Regions from separate parts of the Homo sapiens genome. Here all the other regions are linked to region 2. The links are chromatin contacts, found by Hi-C or POLR2A ChIA-PET in ENCODE. All regions are on one chromosome and are shown on one strand. Each heading gives the region's core, a stretch centred on a gene start or an enhancer-like site at or near the end of the contact. The rest is flanking DNA. Distances are from core to core; before and after follow the strand shown. Region 1 holds the start of FOXN3-AS3 (FOXN3 antisense RNA 3). Region 2 overlaps LOC105370615 (a long non-coding RNA gene). Region 3 has its middle 36 kb from the start of FOXN3-AS2. Region 4 overlaps FOXN3 (forkhead box N3). Region 5 has its middle 49 kb from the start of FOXN3-AS1.

Region 1 (2,716 bases), core at 48-2,547, 310 kb after region 2:
CTTCCTAGAAGCAAAGGGAGATGAAATACTTCTGAGGTGCAGAGTGGAAAACCCAGAGAAGGGTATTCCATGCAGCTTGGAGAGTCGGGGGGTGGGGGTAGAATGACAAAGAAACATGAGAATCTGGGAAATATTTCAATAATTAGTGTCACGTCCTCCTTCACCAACCTTGTACATCGGCAATTCTCCACTCCAATCCTGGTTCTCTTCCATTTGGGGAGTGGCTATGGCCACAAGGAGAAAACCAAGCATATGGCTCTGTCCTTCTGGACATGTCTACTATGTTGGCTGGGCTGCTTTGGAAAATCCCACTTTCTCTCCTACAGCTATATGACCTCAAGTTGTCATTTCGAATAAAGTATGCTTCCACTGATTTTTATGAACACAGACAAAAGCTGCTACAACCTTCCCCCCCACACACCAAACCTTTCAAATCAACTGTAGTTGCTATGTAAGGTTATTTGTTTCTAAGGCAACAGTGTATATCTAAGTACTAATGGCCTGTCCTTTTGCCAGGCAACAAACAGCCTTGTGATGCAACTGCACCTGTCTCGGCTACGCGTTACTATGGAGACGCTCCAGTTGCTATGGGTACCATCACGCTAATCGCCTAGCAAAGGCAGACATACAGCAGTCTTCTCAGAGAGCCCAGCTGTTCCTCCCTGTCTCTTGCTGAAGACTGATTGTCTAGGGCCTGTGATGGAATGCTTCTCAACTGAGATGCAGAAGAACTTCATTAATGCTATTTCAGAAGATCACTTTGTGCTCCCTCCTGCAGAACAAACAGCAGACTAGGAAAAGAATCTGCAAAGAAGTGGACTGTAAAATTCCTGAAGTCTATGACATCATGCCATCCCTAATTAACCTCAACTTGCAGTCCAAGGATAATTCCTCTTAACTAGGTGGTTACGATAGAAACATTTCTATACATTTTTAAATATTTTTTTGTAGAACTGAGGAATGCACTTCAAATTCAAGTACTATGTATTCATAAAAATTGATCTTAAAAATTTGGTTCTGATTATTTGGCTCTCTTTTGGAATCTAACATTAAGACACTTTTTAAAAAAGTGACAGGCTACTTACCCTCCCTTCCAATGATATATTTGTAAAAATGGTACCCATGACCTTACTGTCTCAAACAAATGGGCATGTGAGGAGGATAAAATGTCTCTATTGTTTCTACTGTTCTCCTTGAAGAAGCAAAGACCAAGTAACCACAACAAAATGGTCACCTGGGAGCACCGTCTACATGGAGACTGCGAAAGACAACAGTGGGGACAACTGAGTGAGCCTCCACTGAATGTCTGCAGAGACCGGCCAGATGAGGGGATGATGGAGTTGCCTGCTTGACTCGTTCCTGTACTTTTATCCCAACAAAACATGACACACACCGAGATGTGAAAGCTGTCGACTTTTCTTTGTAAATGTTTCTACCCAGGAAGACATGATTTCACCCACCATGAAGCCTTCTGGAAGCACATTCCTCTGACGCTGCAGCAGCGGTAAGGTTTGTAGGAAATACAACAGTGGATATGCCTCCTAATAATACTTAATTTCTTTCTCATTTACCTGCAGTTATTTTTAAAATCTCGTACGGCCTATTAAATTAATTTCCGCGCAGGTCTCTGCCAAAATAATGCCATTTCAGTAGACCAAAAAAAAGAAGTCTGAATTGCTTACCTTTGATATGCCTGAGGACAGGTGGGAGGTGTATTGAACACGTGTGGGTGTGGGTGATAAGGTGTCTTTTTCAAAGCCTGAATTAGATTTTGTCTATACTCTGGGTCTATGCACCACAACGACCCTTTCCCAATACTCTGCAAAGAAAATTAAAATACAAAGGCATTAATAGAGAATTATTAAGTACTTTGCAATAAGTAGATGTATAGCTATTATCACTTCTTTATTTTTAAAAGCTTCTCATTTGTTGACTGTTTGCCAGCCTTAAATATTATACTGACAGTAGAACTCCATAAAATGCACTTCAATCTTACTTGTATTATGTTTGATAGGCAAAATGAACATATTATTACCAGGTTATGGTGATACAACAATATTACAATTTTCATACCCAAACTACCAATAAAATGAGAATCTCATTGTTTTTCAGCGTCAACATTGAAGAACACGTGCATTCTCTTCTAAAAATGAATTTAACTGTGTCAGATTTCTAAAGTTTGGGGAAAAAAAAAAGAGGGCCGAGACACCCCCAAAAGTCCATCTCTGCTCCAGAAATTTAGTTATGTTTTAAAACCATATGACATCGGGATCATTTTATAAAAACAGAAAAGTAATCCCCTTGTTTCTTTCCAGCTTACTCACAAAAGAATGACATTTACTCTTGGAATAGAATTCTGTAATTACCTTCCCTAAGCAACAAAAGAACTCAGGCAGCAATGGTAAAGCCCAACTCAGAATCCACTATTTATTTTTTGGATTCCTCAGTTCCCAGCAATCGACTCCAGCCATTAAGAGTTGAATCTTTAGAAGTCAAACTTTAAAATGCAAATTTTCTAAAACCGTTCTGTGGAGAGAGGGAGGCTTCCTGTGAGGCCCACTTCCTGTGAAGCGTTTGGTCTATGGACAGCCTATTTTTAAAAATGTAAGTCCTTCCTTTGAGGCCCCCCGGAACTGGCAGCAGGCCGACGGGCAATCGTTCCTCTGGCCGCACACTTTCAAGTGACCGAATGTACCCAAACTGTTTGATAAGGTCA
Region 2 (2,700 bases), core at 19-2,518:
TCACTGCAACCTCTGCCTCCTGGGTTCAAGCGATTCTCCTGCCTCAGCCTCCTGAGTAGCTGGGATTACAGGTGTGTGCCACCACACCCAGCTAATTTTTGTATTTTTAGTAGATATGGGGTTTCTCCACATTGGTCAGGCTGGTCTTGAACTTCTGACCTCAGGTGATCTGCCCGCCTTGGCCTCCCAAAGTGCTAGGATTACAGCCATGAGCCACCGCACCCAGCCACTTGGGAAGATTCTTCAAGTGACCATTTGGTCAAGCGCCCAAGCTTTTATGTAGGCAAACCTCCTAGTTATCCTAGGCAGGTGGTGGCCAATTCTTTTAAAGATTTCCATGGCTCTCGATACCCCCATCATACTCCAGCACCCATCCTGCCCTGGCTTATCCTGACAAAAGATTTTTTCCCCCACATTTACCTGAACTCTGTCTTCCTTGCTATTCAGAGAAAATGAAGAAGGAAAGAGAAAGAACTACAGAATTACCAGGATACAAGGAATTTGCTGTTAAGATCTTCTTAACCTTCCAGTTGCTTGGGAATCATTGCCGTAGGGTGTCTCTGTACTCAACAGAAGGGTGAAGACGTTTTAGCAACAGTAGCAAAGCAAATGATCTTGGACTTACAGTTTCTTGATTTCCGATGATTAAGCTTCTGCACATACCAACCCCAAGACAGGGTCATTCTATAACTTCTTAATAAGGTTAAGGTATTTCGACTACTTGGTCTTCAGTTTCCCTCAGTAATAGAGACACCAAGATCCTATTGCTCTCCAGCAACCAGGCAGGAGAGATTTGAGTCAGAGGAAAGCACGAGAGAGAAGTTAAGAACAGCAATTTCTTAAGTCATAAACGGAGTCAGGACTGTAAGTGTGATTTTCTGTTACCTGCCCCAGACCTCATGGAATTAAACTTTCCTGCCCTGATCCCTTGGATTCGTTTCTCCAACCCCACTCACCTAGCCCGGCCTCCCCGAAACACAAATTGGAATGGCGTTGGCTCCCGGGCACACTAGGGGGCGCCAGCGGGCTTGTTTTCCAGGATGGCCCTAAAATTCTCTCCAGCGAGGAGAGGACCATGACGGCCAGGCCACGCTTGCTCTGAAAAGCGCCGAGCGTGGAAGGGTGTCTTGGAATGGGGTCTAAAAGGGAGAACGACATCCTTATGACTTGCTTTAGGCTGCTTTCTGGATGTATTTTCAGAGCTGGGGATGAGGAGAGGTTGCGTAAAGGTGCCGGCCTGCTGCTGGCCGGGGCTGGCAGCCTTTCAGCCGCCGCGGGTGAGTCAACACCTGGGAATTGCATCCAAGGGCGGCCCTTTCAAGCTGCCTGGAACTTTCTGCCATCACACTGAGGCCACTGTTTGACCCAGTCCCGGGCCAGGGAGGCAGGAGCCGATCACGTCCCAGGGCAGTGCTTCTCCCTGGCACTGAGTCCGTGGAAAGAGGCTGGGAAGGTTCTTTCCACACTTGAGGGCTGGCGTTGGGAAAATAGGGTAGTGCTCTCCGCCCCAGTGAACAGCAAGAGCTCACTTCCCCCAGCAGACTTCTGCTCCACTGGCCTACTTTCAGCATGGAGTGGAAGGAAGCCAGCTCCAGGAGGGCAGAGGCTTCCTCTCCACCCCTCTCTTCCACAACCTTCAACAGGCGCCTTGTTCTCCCCGGCCAGGGAACTGCGGATGGTGACCATCGTTTCCCAGCCCAGCAAGGGGAAATGAGGGGAGGAAATAAACGCAGGGTTTTTATTGCCAAATATTTCTTTCCCTGGGAGGACAACGCATTCAAACCGCTGAGTGGAGATTGGAGTTAGTCCAGCCATAAACCATCTTAATGAACACTAATAGAGAACCGCAATTATTGTTGACTTCAAAATGCAAACAAGAACTTTAGACAGTGATCCCTATCAGCCGGTGAGGCCGGGCACAGATGCCGGGCGCTGTTTTTGCCGTTGCTTAGCAATGGAAAATGAACTGTTCCTGTCTGTTACCACTGGAGGTGGAGGTAGGACAATGAGCTTTATTGGACAGAATAGGTATGAAATTAGTTTATTCTTTTTCACTTGGAGAAGGCAATTGGCAGCCAAGAGAGTCACTCGGAAAAGGGGTATTTTAGAGGTTGAGGGTGACTTTCCTTCTCATTACTTCGGTAAATCCTAACCACCTTGTTTTCCTCTACAGATAAAGTTTGAACTTTTGCCGGGAGTGTCCCTCCAAAACGATCATCAATCAGACAGAATAGCTGCAAATACCAACTCACAGACCAGGTTGGGAATTAGGGTGAGGAGAATGAAATCTTGGGTGCAAAATTTAAGGGAATGCCAAAAAACTTAGTAGCCAGGATAAATAATAGTTTAATGCAATATTTTTTAAAAGTCAAAATAAATGTAAAATAACCATGGTAAAAAAAAAAATCAGATTTGAAATAAAGAGAAGCTCAATATCACTGATTTTTATTTTTCCTTTGGCTTCAGGCTTTAATATGGCACAGTGCGTCAGTGCCACAGACTTTTTACCGCACCAAACACATTTGCAACACGGACAGTTTTGGGAGCTGCTTTTTCCTCAGCAGTGTTGATGCTATGGAGTACAGAGCCCTGTAGCTGGGCAGAAGGGAGTGTCTCTTTCTGCAGTTCTTTAGTAGGCTTCTTCCAGGATAGTAGAGAGGCAAATGGTCTTGGGGAGGAACCTACCTATGCTTCCAGGGC
Region 3 (2,700 bases), core at 38-2,537, 500 kb after region 2:
CTTCACTTGTCTTTTAACTGAAACCTTTCCCAATTTGTGCTTTTAAAGGCATTTGAAGATAAAAAGGTTATGTAGTCAAATGGAAATTTGAGAAAAGGAAATAAAATAAAACAGTATCTCCTAGAAAAGGATATAATGTGCAGTTTTGACCAAATTAATTTAATGTTTGTTTTTTAGGAGCTTGCTGGCTAGTGTTCTGAAAAACACAGAAAATACCGGTCCAGTGAAAATGATACATAAAACACTCCCCTGTTTTTATTTTGCCATTGTCTCAGTTTAAAAGAAAAACAAAATGGGATGTCTATAATGGAGAAATAAAGCAGGGCTCATAAGTAGGGTCGATAACAAAATTTCAAAATCATATAAACACAACCTTGGGTCCTGCTCACCACTTACATTGTGTGACTTGACTTAAAAATTGCTTCCACTTTCTCAGCCTCAGTTTCCATATCAGTCAAATGGGAATAATATTAACTGCCTCTTAGGGTAAGTAGGTGTATTTATTGAGAAATTCAAGCCAAATCATCCAGCAGAGTACTTAGCACAGAGCACACTTTGATGGTCAGGAACTGCTGCGTGAGACACTGATGGGTGACAGAGGGAGGCTCGTTAGGGTTAGTCCACGGCAGCTGTGCCTTCTGATACTAAAACAAAAATATATTCAACTTCAATGTGCTTGAAAAACTAGACATAGGCTGCATGAGAAAAGAAAAAGGAAACATACCAAAATGGAAGAGAAGTCTGAAGAACACTCATCTCAAGCCAGATTTTCAAGGAAATGAGTTTAATATGAAATTACAAAAACAGTGCCCTCGGCTGTTTCTACTTTTCTATGAAATCCGATAGCCAGATATCACGATGCAACAGAACAAAGAAAATGCAAAGAACAGCAGGATAAATACTTTTAGTTGTTTTCTCACGCCACTCCTTCAAATTGGTGTTTGCAGCATGGTAGTAGAAGGTAATGCAATAACCATGTGAAATTTACAGCAGACTTTAGGATTGTGGACATTTCTGAGCAAATAGAGATAACAACAAAGGCCAGGAACAAGTGACTGTGGGGTATGTGGTTAGATCAAGACCTTGAAAACAGATGCTTTACCTAGCCAAGTAAACCAATGTTTACCACTGTCCTCTAAAAGGCATGCTTAACATAGACCTAAAACTGAAGCAAATCCTTACACTAGAGTTTGATAGCATTTTTTTAAAATCTCGCATATAAAGTTGGCTGGAGACCTAAAGCAACCAGTTACAAAGAAAATGAGGCTGGGCACGGTGACTCACGCCTGTAATCCCAGCACTCTGGGAAGCCAAGGCGGGCGGATCGCGAGGTCAGGAGTTCAAGACCACCCTGGCCAACATAGTGAAACGTCGTCTCTACTAAAAATACAAAAAAAAAATTTAGCCGAGCGTGGTCGCACGCACCTGTGGTCCCAGCTACTTGGGAGGCTGAGGCAGGAGACTCGCTTGAACTGGGAGGCGGAGGCTGTAGTGAGCCGAGATTGCAACACTGCACTCCAGCCTGGGTAACACAGTGAGACTATGTCTCAAAAAAAAAAAAAAAAAGGAAAATGAACGAGTTATATGCCTTTAAAAATCAAATTTTGTTAGGATAAAACATCCAAAGACTGCTGCTGCTAAGAAAAATCTATATGGAATGTTCCTTGATATAAGTGACTCAGATCGGGTCTTAAAAATACTTTTGTTGTGCAGAGATTTGCAGTAGTAAGTAGGAAATGTCTAATAAGTGTTTGCAACATGAAGGAACTGAATGAATGAATGAATGAATAAACTAAGTGGCTGAGTCAGAGTATCTCTGGCTGAGTCACAGTATGTTAGAATTGGAAGAATTCTAAGATTCTTACCGATTTTGATTTCAATTTGTACATTGTGTCATTGGAAGCTCAGGACCTCACCAGACAGATCTCTCGCAAATATTTGTTGGATATATGAATGGAACCAGAGCTACAGAAACAAGCACTTTTCCTTCCTGGTTCAATTCAAACACATCATGTGGGTGGTGCTGTAAGAGGTGTTTGAACCACATCAACTCCATCTTGAATAGGAGCTGAGTAAAATAAGGCTGAGATCTACTCGGGCTGCATTCCCAGACGGTGAAGGCATTCTAAGTCACAGGATGAGACAGGAGGTCAGCACAAGATACAGGTCACAAAGACCTTGCTGATAAAACACTTTGTGGTAAAGAAGCTGGCCAAAACCCACCAAAACCAAGATGGCCACCACAGGGACCTCTGGTCCTCCTCACTGCTACACTCCCACCAGCACCACAACAGTTTATAAATGCCACAGCAATGTCAGGAAGTTACCCTATATGGTCTAAAAAGGGGAGGCATGAATAATCCCCCCCTTGTTTAGCATATCATCAAGAAATAACTATAAAAATGGGCAGCCAGCAGCCCTCGCAGCTGCTCTGTCTATGGAATAGCCATTCTTTTATTCCTTTACTTTCTTTATAAACTTGCTTTTGCTTTACTCTATGGACTTGCTCTGAATTCTTTCTTGCATGAGATTCAAGAACCCTCTTGGCCTCTGGATCAGGACCCCTTTCCCGTAACAGTGCTATGGCTGGGATTTTGCTCCCTGCTCTGCCACTCTGGACATAGCTGTACATCCTTGAGCAAACTTTTTCACTTCTCTGGTTTCCTTACTTGTAAAACTGGGCACATGGAACTACAAAAG
Region 4 (2,831 bases), core at 230-2,729, 290 kb after region 2:
GTAGTACTCAGAGGCCACGGATGCAGGCCTCCTCCATCTCAGCTTACCTGCTCCTGTGCTCAGCTTATAACCATGCAAGGCCTCGGCCTGCCATCTGGGAAATACAGCAAAGTAGATGATATAAGAGAGGCCACCGACCCTCACCACTGTGCAATTCTTCGGCAGCTGGACCACACCAGAAATCATGTTGCCCAAGATATAGCACCCCTCACGGAACCAAGCCTAGTACATGGGTAACAGATTCATTCTGACATAGATAGTAGGTGTTAATTTTTCCCAGGCTGTGATGCTTACACACCCTTTAATACTAATAAAGCAGGAATCAAACCAAAACCCCAAGCTCTTTTTCATTATTATTTCCAGAATATCCATGGAAAAAGTCCTCAACATTTAAAACTCGGAACATAGCAGAAGGGATTTGGGGTGTGCCAGTGGTCCTCAACTGGGGTTGGTTTTGCTCCCCAGGGAACATCTGGCAATATCTGCAGACGTTTTCCATCACCACAACTTGGTGGTGGGTGGGGGTGCTACTGGTACCTGGTGGGTAGAGGCCAAGGATGTTTCCAGACATCCTACAAGGCACAGGACAGCCTCTCACAATAAACAATTCTCTGGCCCCTGCCGGACGCGGTGGCTCAAGCCTGTAATCCCAGCACTTTGGGAGGCCGAGGCGGGCGGATCACAAGGTCAGGAGTTCGAGACCATCCTGCCTAACATGGTGAAACCCTGTCTCTACTAAAAATACAAAACAAATTAGCCGGGTGTGGTGGCGGGCACCTGTCCCAGCTACTAGGGAGGATGAGGCAGGAGAATGCTGTGAACCCGGGAGGCGGAGCTTGCAGTGAGCCGAGATCGTGCCACTGCACTCCAGCCTGGGCGACAGAGCGAGACTCAGTCTCAAAAAAAAAAAAAAAAAAAAAAAAAAAAAAAAGAATTATCTGGCCCCAAATGTCAATAGTACCAAGGCGGAAAAACCCTGGGTGGACCTAAAACTCACAGACTATGCTAACGGTTTCAAGATCATTATCATGATGTGTGCCAGCCATCCCTGCTCCCCCGCCATTTGTGGTAAAGTTCAATGTAACATAAAAATAAACTATTTTCTTAGCTCCCAGTAAGCCCAGTTAACTATTTTCACTGGTGGAGTTAGAGAGACATCCTCCAGGTTTCCTTTAATGCTGCTGCTGACTTGAGGGCTGCAGAGATTCTGACAGGGTGGCTGGAAGCACAAACCTGTTTGTCAATAACAGTGGAGGGGCTAGAAGCACAGGGGTGCCTGCCAGGTAGTAAGAAATCTCCAATGCCCTCAAATAGAGCCAGCGGTAGACTCCTATCTGCCACAGCTTGTACGGGCAGAAATTGCCCTGCACTGGGAGTATCAAAAATCTTAAGTCAGCTACAAGAAAGAAACAGACATCCCGCTTCTGCTACCCAGCTGCCCCTGACCTCATTTCTGGCTCACCCCGAGTCTTCTGACTCTCATATCCAAACATGTGAAGCAAGAGTACAGAATGGAGCCAGCGTGAATCACTGTAACTTGTGGGTAGGAGCATGTCGCTTGAATTGCCATTTGCAGGGAGCCTGGAGGTCTTGCAAAGAAAGAGGGAAGAGTAAAGAGAGAAAAGGCTATTTGTTTATGGGTTAAGGCTAAAGACCAACTGATGAAAGGGGTGAGACCAAAAGAAAAACCATAAACGATGTTTTTCCTTGGCATTCCAAAAGCAAATTGTGGGTTTATCCAAATGCTGCAATTGGAAAAATCAGAGCTATTAGCACATGAAAGGTCATTGGCTAAGCATCACTCGCTGCTGTAAAATGCATCACCTGTGGAAATGCCAGCAGTCATCACCTGCCAGGGATTCCAGAATCAAGGCCACACTTGGCCACAGTCGGTTCCATGGATTCCTAAGGCCAGGGAGCCTGTCCTGTTTGCCTCAGAATCCTCAGGACCTGGGCCCACCAAGGGGTAGGCTGAAGGAATAAACGGCTGCTGGAATGTGAAATGAGGTCTGTCTACAAGAAATGCTACGTTGTTCTGTTTCCTCTTCTTCTTTTGCGCCTAGATTCATTTTGGAATGTGTGATAAAATACACAAAATATGAAATTTGCCACTTAAACAATTTTTTAGGTGTACATACAGTTCAGTGGCATTTGGTGTATTCACACTGTTGTGCAACCATCCCTACTATTTATTTCCAGAACTTCTTCATCATCCCAAACTCTGTACACATTAAATACTAACTCCCCATTCCCACCTTCCCCCAGGCCCTGGTAACCACTAATCCACTTTCTGTCTCTATGTTATTTGTCTATTCTAGGAAAACTTCATATAAGTGGAATCATATGATATTTGTCCTTTTGTATCTGGCTTTTTTCACTCTGCATAATGTTCAAAGTTCATCTATGTTGTGGCCTGTGTCAGAATTTCATTCTTTTCCAAGGCTGAGTAATATTCCATTGTCTGTACAAGACACGTTTTGTTCATCCACCACCTGCTGATGGACGTTTGCGTTGTTTCCCTGAGTGTTGCTTTTTAAACAGGATGGTCTATGGATTTAGCAAAAGCAGTGGTGAAGGGGACTGAGGATGAAGAACAGACTCAGACTCAATCTGTTACTAACTCCCCGTGTGATCTTAGGACCACATGGGTCTCCTCTGTGTTTTCAGTTGTAAAATTGAGGAACTGAATCAGACCAGTCTTCTCCAGCGTATTTTTGGCCACCATTTATAGTAACAAATAGGCTTCATTCTGACTGAGTTCACACAAATATACCATACATAACTGAAACAAAGGTTTCACAAAATAATAGCCTCCTCTGTGCAATGCACTC
Region 5 (2,727 bases), core at 165-2,664, 430 kb after region 2:
CCCAGTCTCTGGCATGTCTTTGTTTTTTTTTGTTTTGTTTTGTTTTGAAGACAGAGTCTTGCTCTGTTGCCAGGCTGGAGTGCAGTCGCACGATCTTGGCTCACTGCAACCTCCGCCTCCCAGGTTCAAGCGATTCTCCTGCCTCAGCCTCCCAAGTAGCTGGGACTACAGGCACCCGCCACCACTCCCAGCTAATTTTTGTATTTTTAGTAGAGACGGGTTTTCAACACATTGGGTAGGATGGTCTCAATCTCTTGACCTCGTGATCCACCCTCCTCCCAAAGTGCTGGGATTACAGGCGTGAGCCACCGCGCCTAGCTTGAGTATGTCTTTATTAGCAGCATGAGAACGGACTAATACAATCCAGAAGAACTTTTCAAGGGGGTCCCACAAGGTTATGTTTTGTACCACTGTCTGCACTCAAAAGAGACTCCCTGAAACTCACAGGGTTCAGAGTTGCAAAGAATGTGAGGTGTGATCTAATACCTCCAACTTGAGCTATTTATCATTTCAGGTACTGAGAGGCTATGTTACATCCTCTCCAATTGATGAAGATTTGTTCTTAATCATTGACTGAGGGAGAAGACACTTGGAATTTTCCATTTAAATCTCAACTCAAGAGCTTTCTAGATGCAGTAAGCTAGGACATCACTCTGGATTGTATTGTAAAATTAATTCAAACATTGTTTCCAGTTTTTAGGTTTACATAAAACAGTGTCCTTTAAGACAGGCTGATTATTTGAACAGAATATCAGGGTCATTCCCATCTCCATCTCATTAGCTTTATTCACTTATGCACATGCACACACAAAGTATCTACCAGCTGCCCCCCACATAAGTCACAGTGTGATCGTCACTGAGCAGGTGGGTAGGGAGGAGTCAGCCAGCAAACACAGGGCTGCCCCTCCAGGAACTTCCTGGTATTCCAGCCTCCAGCAACGACTGAATGCCTCTAGTCTGCAGCTTCCACTTCATTTTCTTCCTTTTCATCTCTTTTCCATTAGTATCTGTGCCTTCCGAAATTACAACTTGGTCGTCTAAGGCATTCAAGTTGATCCGCTTAAGGCAAACTGAGATGTGAGTAACCAATACATCCAGACCTCCCGGGGGCCGCCATTTTGCTGACAAGTATGACTTTGCCACAAACTAAAATGAAGCTCCACTTATTTCTCCTCTTTTGCATCCTCTTCCAATTGACGGCAAATGCAGGGAATATGTTTTTCGTGCCAGTTGCTTTCTAAGGCCTCTTGACTGCTCAGATAACTGTTTTGCCCAAGAGCACTAACCCTGTCCATGTTGGAAACGTGCTTGGAGTCCTAATTCAGGGCCCATTCTAGGCATTTGGATTTGAGAGATGAATCAAGACCTTGCCCACCAGGAGCCCACAGCCTAGTGAAGCACACCACCCGCAGCAGCAGTTACAACACAGGAAGTGCTGCAAGGGAGGTGTGAACAGACTCTCACCAGGGACCACAGGCTACAAGGCCTCCCTAACTAAAGCCACCCCTCTAGCACGGCACAGAGAATTACATGGGACTTGGGGCAGCTGGCCAAGGACCTGTACCACTCCCTTTGGGTTTTACATTTCTCTCGAGGGTTTTCTCATTTCAATTACTGTTCCAGTCACCACACTGATCCCCTCAGGCCTACGGCAAGGTGGGGGCACACTGCTTTCATTACTGAAAAAGTAAGGCAGAAGAAAGGGAGAACATCTGAATCTTCATCTATGGAATGGGGAGGAAAAACAGTAGCTACAGTGTCTGCACATAAAGACGTGATCACAGCGCCTGACACAAAAGCAGCGTTAGCTTTCGTTGCTGGGACCTACCACTGTTGGGCGATGGTAATAATCATGAACTCAGATCCAATCCAGGACGGAGCCTGCTGGAGCCTGCCCGGGACTCCCAAGCACAGGCAGCTGCACATCACACCCCCTTCTCACGGTGGCTCTCCACCCAGACTCAGACACAGCTCTCTGCTAGGGAAGAAAGTGAGGGCTGGCCCGGCAGGACAAGCCCACATCCAGCAGAGACTGGTGTGATCCCACAGCTTCGCCTGTTCCCGGGGTGCGTGTCGCCATCCACCACCTGCTGTAACTCTGAGATCCTTGTGGGCAGGAAACATGGCTTCATTACACGTTGTAGAAAAGGGGCTGGGAACATGGGAAATTTCTAATCTGGAAGGGGCTCTTGGAGAGAGTTATGTCCAGCTGTTTCACTTTAAAATACAATTACTGATGACATATTTTTTAAATGCCGAAAAATTAAAAGAAAATTTAAATGGTCCACCTAATCCCCGACATAAACGGATTAGCCAAATGTAAATTTTTTTTAAGTGATAAACATGCCCTTTAAAAAAAAAAAGGCAAAACAGCACAGGAAGGAAGAAAATTAAAGCTAAAACATTTTGTTCCCTCTTGCTTTTTTTTTTTTTAAACATATGGGGTCTCACTGTGTTGCCCAGCTGCAGTCTCAAACTCCTGGGCTCAAGCTCCAGCAGTCCTCCCTCCTTAGCTTCCCAAATAGCTGAGACTATAGGTAAGTGCCACCAAGCCCACCAAGCTCCCAGCTAATTCTTCTTCTTCCTTTTCTTTTCTTTCTTTGTTTTTTTTTTTTTTTTTTTTTTTTGGGTAGAGATTAGGTCTCACTATGTTATTCAGGAGGGTCTCAAACTCCTGGCCTCAATCCTTCCTCCCACCTCAGCCTCCCAAAGTGCTGAGATTACAGG

Evidence for each region. A loop is a pair of places that touch in the nucleus more often than their neighbours do. ChIA-PET counts read pairs that join two places held with the same protein, here RNA polymerase II (POLR2A). Pooled maps may share reads with other maps.
Region 1: a map of HepG2 shows a loop between it and region 2 (8-fold over the local background). The contact joins the promoter of FOXN3-AS3 here to the enhancer-like site in region 2. A Hi-C loop is called at or near these places in 2 of 168 maps with a recorded cell type or tissue (HepG2 and mesothelial cell of epicardium) and 2 of 50 pooled maps. POLR2A ChIA-PET finds 5 or more read pairs at or near these places in 3 of 52 experiments (HepG2, WTC11 and activated CD8-positive, alpha-beta T cell).
Region 3: a map with no recorded cell type shows a loop between it and region 2 (2.5-fold over the local background). The contact joins two enhancer-like sites. A Hi-C loop is called at or near these places in 2 of 37 single-sample maps with no recorded cell type and 1 of 50 pooled maps.
Region 4: a loop to region 2 is called in a map of Caco-2, with 3 times the contacts of the local background. The contact joins two enhancer-like sites. A Hi-C loop is called at or near these places in 1 of 168 maps with a recorded cell type or tissue (Caco-2), 9 of 37 single-sample maps with no recorded cell type and 5 of 50 pooled maps. POLR2A ChIA-PET finds 5 or more read pairs at or near these places in 1 of 52 experiments (H1).
Region 5: POLR2A ChIA-PET joins it to region 2 with 12 read pairs in CD8-positive, alpha-beta memory T cell. The contact joins two enhancer-like sites. POLR2A ChIA-PET finds 5 or more read pairs at or near these places in 2 of 52 experiments (CD8-positive, alpha-beta memory T cell and Caco-2).

Annotation. Positions count from the first base shown.
Region 1 is chr14:89,348,990-89,351,705 of GRCh38, forward strand. It overlaps FOXN3-AS3 (FOXN3 antisense RNA 3), which reads left to right and starts at 1,298. Exons shown (of 2, transcript NR_188029.1): 1 at 1,298-1,504. FOXN3 (forkhead box N3) reads right to left here. Exons shown (of 6, transcript NM_005197.4): 3 at 1,683-1,819. RefSeq lists a silencer at 2,427-2,476.
Region 2 is chr14:89,039,508-89,042,207 of GRCh38, forward strand. It overlaps LOC105370615 (a long non-coding RNA gene), which reads left to right. Exons shown (of 3, transcript XR_944128.3): 1 at 1-2,272. Among named protein-coding and RNA genes, the nearest start is that of TRA-AGC15-1, 62 kb to the left of the region's middle. RefSeq lists a silencer at 912-971 and enhancers at 1,272-1,391, 1,443-1,999. Within about 2 kb of position 1,269, at least 31 of the 41 ENCODE cell types and tissues checked have a DNase peak (open chromatin) inside an H3K27ac peak, as active enhancers do.
Region 3 is chr14:89,539,189-89,541,888 of GRCh38, forward strand. It overlaps a transcript of FOXN3 not described here. Among named protein-coding and RNA genes, the nearest start is that of FOXN3-AS2, 36 kb to the right of the region's middle. Within about 2 kb of position 1,288, at least 2 of the 41 ENCODE cell types and tissues checked have a DNase peak (open chromatin) inside an H3K27ac peak, as active enhancers do.
Region 4 is chr14:89,328,957-89,331,787 of GRCh38, forward strand. All of the region lies in intron 3 of FOXN3 (forkhead box N3), which reads right to left. Among named protein-coding and RNA genes, the nearest start is that of FOXN3-AS3, 20 kb to the right of the region's middle. RefSeq lists enhancers at 1,159-1,408, 2,348-2,397. Within about 2 kb of position 1,480, at least 6 of the 41 ENCODE cell types and tissues checked have a DNase peak (open chromatin) inside an H3K27ac peak, as active enhancers do.
Region 5 is chr14:89,465,202-89,467,928 of GRCh38, forward strand. It overlaps a transcript of FOXN3 not described here. Among named protein-coding and RNA genes, the nearest start is that of FOXN3-AS1, 49 kb to the left of the region's middle. RefSeq lists enhancers at 684-1,603, 1,604-2,523. Within about 2 kb of position 1,415, at least 5 of the 41 ENCODE cell types and tissues checked have a DNase peak (open chromatin) inside an H3K27ac peak, as active enhancers do.